3 separate regions of the Homo sapiens genome follow, and all the other regions are linked to region 3. A link is a loop called in an ENCODE intact Hi-C map of the cell type or tissue named here. Cell type or tissue: OCI-LY7. All regions are shown on one strand.

Evidence for each region. Hi-C counts contacts between places; a loop is a spot of excess contacts. Peaks named below come from ENCODE experiments on the same cell type or tissue, not always from the same donor. Only the 100,000 strongest peaks of a DNase experiment are listed, where the experiment ranks them.
Region 1: it touches region 3 in a loop (11-fold over the local background); 3 of 110 quality-filtered maps call a loop at or near these places.
Region 2: a loop joins it to region 3, with 8 times the contacts of the local background. A loop is called at or near these places in 2 of 110 quality-filtered maps.

The regions. Positions count from the first base shown.
Region 1 is chrX:1,112,190-1,114,689 of GRCh38, reverse strand. No RefSeq gene overlaps it. Among named protein-coding and RNA genes, the nearest start is that of CRLF2, 99 kb to the left of the region's middle. In OCI-LY7, no CTCF peak of the experiment used is centred here; DNase peaks (open chromatin) are centred at 1,069 and 2,459.
Region 2 is chrX:369,780-372,279 of GRCh38, reverse strand. The region is part of intron 1 of PPP2R3B (protein phosphatase 2 regulatory subunit B''beta); the gene reads left to right. Among named protein-coding and RNA genes, the nearest start is that of PPP2R3B, 16 kb to the left of the region's middle. In OCI-LY7, a CTCF peak has its summit at 1,509; DNase peaks (open chromatin) are centred at 189, 809, 1,469 and 1,969; H3K4me3 peaks cover 2,500 bases; H3K27ac peaks cover 2,500 bases.
Region 3 is chrX:1,007,639-1,010,138 of GRCh38, reverse strand. It overlaps the pseudogene RPL14P5. Among named protein-coding and RNA genes, the nearest start is that of CRLF2, 200 kb to the left of the region's middle. In OCI-LY7, no CTCF peak of the experiment used is centred here; DNase peaks (open chromatin) are centred at 1,138, 1,598 and 1,878; H3K4me3 peaks cover 343 bases; H3K27ac peaks cover 2,500 bases.

The sequences.
Region 1 (2,500 bases), 100 kb before region 3:
GAGGGTCCTTCCTTCCTCTCTCAGCTCCTGGGGGCTCCAGGCATCCCTGGGCTTGTGGCCCCATCACTCCAGTCTCTGCCTCCGTCTCCACGTGGCTTTTCTGTGTGTCTGTGCCTCTACGTATCCACATTTTTTAAAAAAATTCTACAAAGGCAGCAGTCATTAGATCAGAGCCCATCCCAGTCCACTGCTGCCTCATCGTAACTCGTGATAGCTGCAGACACCGTATTTCCAGAGAAAGTTACATTCTGATGTAGTTGTGGGGTGGGGGGCGGGGAGGTCAGGACTTCTACAAATCTTTTTTGGGGGGATGCAATTTAATTTATAATACGAACAGGGTGAAGAGTATGTTGAGACTTTCTCTGGGCTGAACGGTCCTTCTTTTTATTTTTTTCTTTTTTGTTTTTCTGAGACAGAGTCTCGCTCCGTCACACAGGCTGGAGTGCGGTGGCGCGATCTCGGCTCACTGCAACCTCCGCCTCCCAGGTTCAAGCCATTCTCCTGCCTCAGCCTCCCGAGTAGCTGGGACCACAGGCGCCCGCCACCACTCCCGGCTCATTTTTTGTATTTTTAGTAGAGACGGGGTTTCACCGTGTTAGCCAGGATGGTCTCGATCTCCTGACCTCGTGATCCGCCCGCCTCGGCCTCCCAAAGTGCTGGGATGACAGGCGTGAGCCACTGCGCCCGGCTGGTCCTTCTAATTTCATTAAACACACAGTGCTGTTCCTTGCAGAAATCCATCTACCTGGAAACAGTGGCCAGTTCTTTTGTTTTTTGAGATAGGGTCTCACTCTGTCACTCAGGCTGGAGTGCGTTGGGGCTCATACAGCTCACTGCAGCCTTGACCTCCCTGGGCTCAGGTGATCCTCCCACCTTAGCCTCCCATGTAGCTGGGACTACGGCCTTGCACCACCACACAGAGCTAATTTTTTGTGTTTTCTTTTTGAGATGGAGTCTTGCACTGTCACCGAGGCTGGAGTGCAGTGGCGTGATCTCAGCTCACTGCAACCTCTGTCTCCCAGTTCAAGCAGTTCTCGTGCCTCAGCCTCCCGAGTAGCTGAGAGTACAGGCACCTGCCAACACGCCTGACTAGTTTTAGTATTTTTAGTAGAGACGGCGTTTCACCATGTTGGCCAGGCTGGTCTCAAACTCCTGACCTCAAGTGATCCACCTGCCTTGGCCTCCCAAAGTGGTGAAATTTACAGGCATGAGCCACCTCTCCCAGCCCCGTGTTTTTGTTTGTTTTTAACAGAGATGAGGTTTCGCTGTGTTGGTCAGGGTGGTCTACATCTCCTGGGCTCAAGCAATCCAGCCGCCTTCCTCTCCCAAAGTGTTGGGATTACAGGAGTGAGCTACTGCACCTGACCAGTGGCCAATGCTGGTTAGAAAATAGCATCATGGTGTCTTCTGATTGGAAGAAAAGGTGAAAGACAAATGATATACTACTAGACATATGGGTTGCAGGTAAAAAGGCAAGCTGGAGAAGTTAACGGGGGCCAGGCACAGTGGCTCCCGCCTGTAATCACAGCACTTTGGGAGGCCGAGGTGGGTGGATCACCTGAGGTCAGGAGTTCGAGACCTGCCTGATCAACATGGTGAAACCCCGTCTCTACTAAAAGTACAAAAATATAGCCAGGCTTGGTGGTGGGCACCTGTAATCCCAGCTACTCAGGAGGCTGAGGCGGGAGAATAGCTTGAACCTGGGAGGCAGAGCTTGCAGTGAGCGGAGATCACACCATTGCACTCCAGCCTGGGTGACAGACTGAGAGTCTGTCTCAAAAAAACACAAACAAACAAACAAACAAAAAAGTTCATGGGGCATGGAGCCATATTTCCCAGCAGACTTCCTCATGAAGGCACACCCATTGGATTTTCAGCAAACTGGATAAAAAAATGCCTCTAGACGGCCAGTTCGGAGGAGGTGCTTGTAGGAGGGGTCGCCTTATTTTTCCGAATCGGATGCTTCTGCCGATGTGAGCGCCCACTTTTGCAAAATCCATAGGATTTGCTTTTATCATCCAATGAATGTTATTTTTATTTCATTCAAGGCAGCCGATTCAACCCTGGATCCTGTATTTTTGATTCATGGCTACCCTAGAGATGGAGACGCTCATTCATTGTCAATGACCCAGCCTCATAGGTGCATACACTTGTAAATAACACTGAATTTTTACGAAACATGGAGGTCATGTTACAGACCGCCTGTGGATGTGAGGCCCGTTGAGTCAAATAACATTTCACATACCCTTTCAACGGTACAGCTCTTGCATAGTTCAAATGGCTTTTGGATTACATTTTTGATTTCTGAAAGATAATTCAAAGGCATCTTTTAAGTGTGCATGTTTGATCACAACCTCTGTATCCCGTTAAACACAGAAGTAAAAGCACATTTACATTTGCATGCGGTATTTTTATTTTTTTAAATCTAAGGTCATACCTGCAAACAGGAAGGAGCTTTTCTACCCAGAACTCAGAAGTCCCGTGTTCAATGCAAGGGGTT
Region 2 (2,500 bases), 640 kb after region 3:
CCTTCGGAGTTTTTGACCTCTGTCTTCCAGGTTTTGACATTTTGCCTGTAAGTGGGTAAGGGCGAGGCTGGTGTCTTTAAAATCCTCTTAACCTGCGAAGAGCGAGATCAGCCTCGTGCGGGATTTGCTCTAGATGGTGGGAGGTGCTGGGCGGTGCGGGCTCGCTGGTCGCAGAGTCAATGAGGTGATTAGCTCGCACGTGGCTGGATGAGGAAGCCCTTCAGCCCTGCAGTGGGGCCCTGGCTCTTCTGTGGGGGGCTGTGGTGACGATGCACCTGTGAGGACTGTTTATTTTTAAAAAGTCAGTTTCTGGGAAATCATGAATTCCGTTTACAGAAGTTTGCTTCATTTTACAGAAAATAGGTTTCCACGTTTTTAGGGAGTGAGGACAGACGTGTGAAATGCATGTTGTCTGAGGGGTGGTGGAGGAATTACAGGCATATTTGGGGGTATTTGTGGGGGTGGTGTTGGGGGAGAAGGGGACGTTTCCTGGCTGCTTTCACTCCGCGCATGAGTGTGGGCTCTGTCTGTTGGGTCCACCCCACTTGGACACACCCTCAGGGTTGTCAGGGAGCACCCGTGTTGGAGCCACTGGACGTGTTGGGGTGCCGCACCTCCGCCTTCGGACGCTCCCGGCCGGGCAGCACGGTACTGTTTTCAGGGGTCCTCTGACGGGCACAGCCTTCCACGGCCAACGTTGGCCGCACCCACGAGCCCCTGGCGGGTGCTCCTGAGCTTGATCTTCTGACTGTGCGACGTCCCACCTGGGCTTCTGTTCCCACTAACCCCCTGGCGGGTGCTGCCTGCCCCGATGGTGAACCCAAGCTCCTCCTCCTCCCTGCCACTGCCCACTTCCCTGTCACCGGCATCCTTGACAAACCAAACTCGGGGGGTGGGGGCGTTCAGCGACCGCCGGCCTTGGGAACGGAACAGCATGCGTTCACGCCGTGGGTCCGGGGAGGCTCCCGTGTGACGATGGCGTGTTACACGTACTCTCACCGTGGGTCCGGGGAGGCTCCCGTGTGACGATGGCGTGTTACACGGCTCATGCTCTCACTGTAGGACCCAGCATGTACCTGGAGTGGGGCCGTGCAGCTGCTTGGCTGAGCTCTTCTTGCCGGAGCCACTGCCTGCGCCTCCTGCCCAGGGATTCTCGGGCCTTCTGTCCCCGGGCAACAGCAGGACAGCTCAGACCTTGTTCCCAGCCCAGGACAGCTGTGCTGCCTAGCCTGGCCCTCCCCGCCTGGGGAGTGACTCTCCCGCTCCCCACACACTGACTCAGCACACAGACGCCCCTCTTCACCTGTCCTGGTCACACAGACACTGTCCGGCGTCCCCACGGGGTCCTTCGGGTGGACGCACAGACCCTACACGGCACCACGCATGGCTGAAAGCGCCGTCCCCTACGCGGCAGCCCCGCTGTACTTGGAACTGACTTCAGCGTGGTGACAGCCTGGGCTCTGGGCGTCCCTGACGCACCTCCTGCTCTCACCGCCAGGGCACGTGCCGTTCCCCTCCCAAGGCCAGTGGTCACCAAAACCCTTGCAGCCTTTGGTTTGGCCAGGACGCTGCCCAGGATGCCACTCCCTGGGCAGTGGCAGGGAGAAGGCAGGGCTTGGGTTCCCCACCTGGCAGGGAGCTGCAGCAAGGGGGGTTAACGGGAAACAGAAGCCCGGGTGGGAACGTCCACACAGAAGACCAAGCTCAGGAGCATCCGCCAGGGGCTTGTGGACGCAGGGAGGGTGCCGGATCCTCCCCTCGCTGTGTTGCGCGGCATCCACCGTCACCCCTTGGCTGGTGGACAGAATGATCCCCACGTCCCCCAGCCCAGCCTTCCGAGCTCTGTGGAGACTCACGCCTCGCTGCAGCCGTGGCTGCAGGCGCCAGTGCCTGGGCTGCAGGTGTGGGTGCAGGCCCCAGCCGACGTCTCTCAGCGTCCGTTGAGGCCCGGTTGCTCGGCTGCAGTCATGTGTCTGAGTGAATGTTAGCCCACGTGAGCTCTGGCCTACTCAGACACCTGCACCTGCTGCGTTTCTGTGTTGACCCCTCCACACCAGTTCTCCCTCTTTGCTAGAGAGGGGATTTTTAAACCCACACGTGGGGCCTCTCATCTCCGTGTTCGGCTCCTCTGTGTAAACACCGACCTTTTTGACTCCTGTGTTTAGCCGTCCAGCGTGCGGTTTGCAGGTGTAGCTGGCAGCCCTCTACCAGCCCTCTCAGAGGGTCCCTGGGAGTCAAGTGCTGGGCCGAGAAGAATGCTCAGAGCTTGCAGCAGGCCCTGCCTTCCAGGGGGTGGCCGTCATCTGGGTGGGCGAGGGGCTCAGCTGGAATCCATGAGTGTGCGTCCCGGCCAAACCCCCCGTCCCTGATTCCATACCACAGCCTCCCGTGCTTCCGCCTCCCGCTGCAGAGTGGGGGCCGCTGCAGAGCGGGGGCTCCTGGGGGCACGGCTGTGCGTTGCAGCCCGTACTGAGCGTCCCTTCCGCCGGCCCCCTGCTGC
Region 3 (2,500 bases):
AAATAAAAGATTAACCTTCTCGCCTAAGGCTGCCAACATGGTGTTCAGGGAGTTCGTGGAGGTTGCCCGGGTGGCCTACGTCTGCTTTGGACCTCATGCTGGAAAACCGGTCGCGACTACAGATGTTATTGATGGGAAGAGGGCTTTGGTTGATGGACCGTGCACTCAAAGGAGGAGACAGGCCATGCCTTTCAAGCACAGGCAGCTCACAGATTTCCTCCTCAAGCTTCCACACCGCGCCCGCCAGAGGTACGTCCGACAGGCCTGGCAGAAGCTACACATCAACACAGAATGGGCAGCCAGACGAGGGGCCAAGAAGATGGAAGCCAGAGAAAGGAAAGGCAAAATGACACAGTTCAATCGTTTTAAAGTTATGCAAGCAAAGAACATGGGAACACAACCATCAGGAATGAAATGAAGAAGCTTCAAGACCCCGGGCACAATGGCTCACGCCTGTAATCCCAGCACTTTGGGAGGCCGAGGCGGGTGGATCACCTGGGGTCAGGAGTTCGAGACCAGCCTGGCCAACATGGTGAAACCCCGTCTCTACTAAAAATACAAAAATGAGCTGGGCGTGGTGGCGGGTGCCTGTAATCCCAGCTACTCGGGAGGCTGAGGCAGGAGAATCGCTTAAACCGGGAGGCAGAGGTTGCAGTGAACTGAGATGGTGCCATTGCACTCCAGCCTGGGTGACAGAGCAAGACTCCATCTCAAAAAAAAGAAGCTTCGAAAGGCAGCTCTCCTGAAAGCTTCTCCAAAAAGCCAAGACGACAGATTTGGATCATTTTAAAGTTATGAAGGCAAAGAAAATGAGGAACAGAATTATCGAGAATAAAGTTAAGACGCTTCAAAAGGCAGCCCTCCTGAAAGCTTCTTCCAAAAAGGCACCTGCTGCTAAGGGGTACGGCTGCAGCTGCAGCTGCTGGTAAAGTTCCAGCGAAAAAGATGACCGCCGTGCGTAAGAAGGCTACAGCCCAGAAGATTCTTTCCCAGAAAGCCGCAGGCCAGAAGGCAGCGCCTGCTCCAAAAGTTCAGAGGACTCAAAAACTCCAGCTCCTAAAATAGAAGAAACACCTGCCAAGTAGAGTAAGAAGATGGTTACGTCCAGAGAGGCACCTGCTCCAAAAGTTCAGAGGACTCAAAAACTCCAGCTACTAAAATAGAAGAAACACCTGCCAAGTAGAGTGAGAAGACGGTTACATCCACAGAGGCACCTGCTCCAAAAGCTCAGAAGGGTCAAAAAGCTCCAGCTCCGGCCAGGCACGTTGGCTCACGCCTGTAATCCCAGCACTTTGGGAGGCTGAGGTGGGAGGATCTCTTGAGATCAGGAGTTCAAGACCAGCCTGGCCAACATGGTGAAACCCCATCTCTACTAAAAATACAAAAATTAGCCAGGCGTGGTGGCAGGTGCCTGTAATCCCAGCTACTCGGGAGGCTGAGGCAGGAGAATCGCTTGAACCTGGGAGGCGGAGGTTGCGGTGAGCCGAGTTCGTGCCACTGCACTCCAGCCTGGGCGACAGAGTGAGACTCCCTCTCAACAAAACAAAACAACAACAAAAAAGGCTCCAGCTCTAAAATAGAAGAAACACCTGCCACAGAGGCTCCCGCTCCAAAGGCATGTGGCAACAAAGCATAAGAGGCAATTATAGAAAGTAATAAAGGTTCTTTTTGACATGCTGGCAAATCTAAAAAATAGTAATAATGAAAAATAAATAAAATATTAGGAAAACTTATTACAGTTTTATGACCTGCTTTTTCTTCTCTTAGAACTATATTAAAAATATGTTTGTGTGTTAAAAAAGAAAACCAGAAAAGAAAAGCAGAGAATGTGCTTCTAAAAAAAGAAACATTCGTTATGACCCTGGCGGGTGTGAATGAAGCTACCTGGGGCTCAACCACTACCCGAGGGCTGAGTTGTGAGGTGGGACAGGCACCTTTTTTGTCTTTATAAAAAGCAAGATTGACCAGGCGCAGTGGCTCACGCCTGTAATCCTGGCACTTTGGGAGTCTGAGGCGGGTGGATCACTTGAGGTCAGGAGTTCGAGACCAGCCTGGCCAACATGGTGAAACCCCGTCTCTACTAAAAATACAAAAATTAGCAGGGTGTGATGGTGGGCGCCTGTCATCCCAGCTACTGGTGGGGCTGAGGCAGAAGAATCGCTTGAACCCGGGAGGCGGAGGTTGTAGTGAGCCGAGATCATGCCATTGCACTCCAGCCTGGGGGACGGAGGAAGACTCCATCTCAAATTAAAAAAAAAAAAGAAGGATCAGGGTATTTTTCCGTCCTTAAGCCCAGGTAGGACTCAGTAAGTTCCCCTATCTGTATGTACATGCGTCTGACTACTTATGAAATGTTGCCATGTTGTGTTAATCACACCGTTGTTGGATTTCTCTTGATTTTTATTTTTAGACAACAGGGTCCCCGTCACCCAGGCTGGAGTGCAGAGGCTCAGTCACAGTTCACTGCAGCCTTGACCTCCTGGGCTCAAGCCCTCCTCCC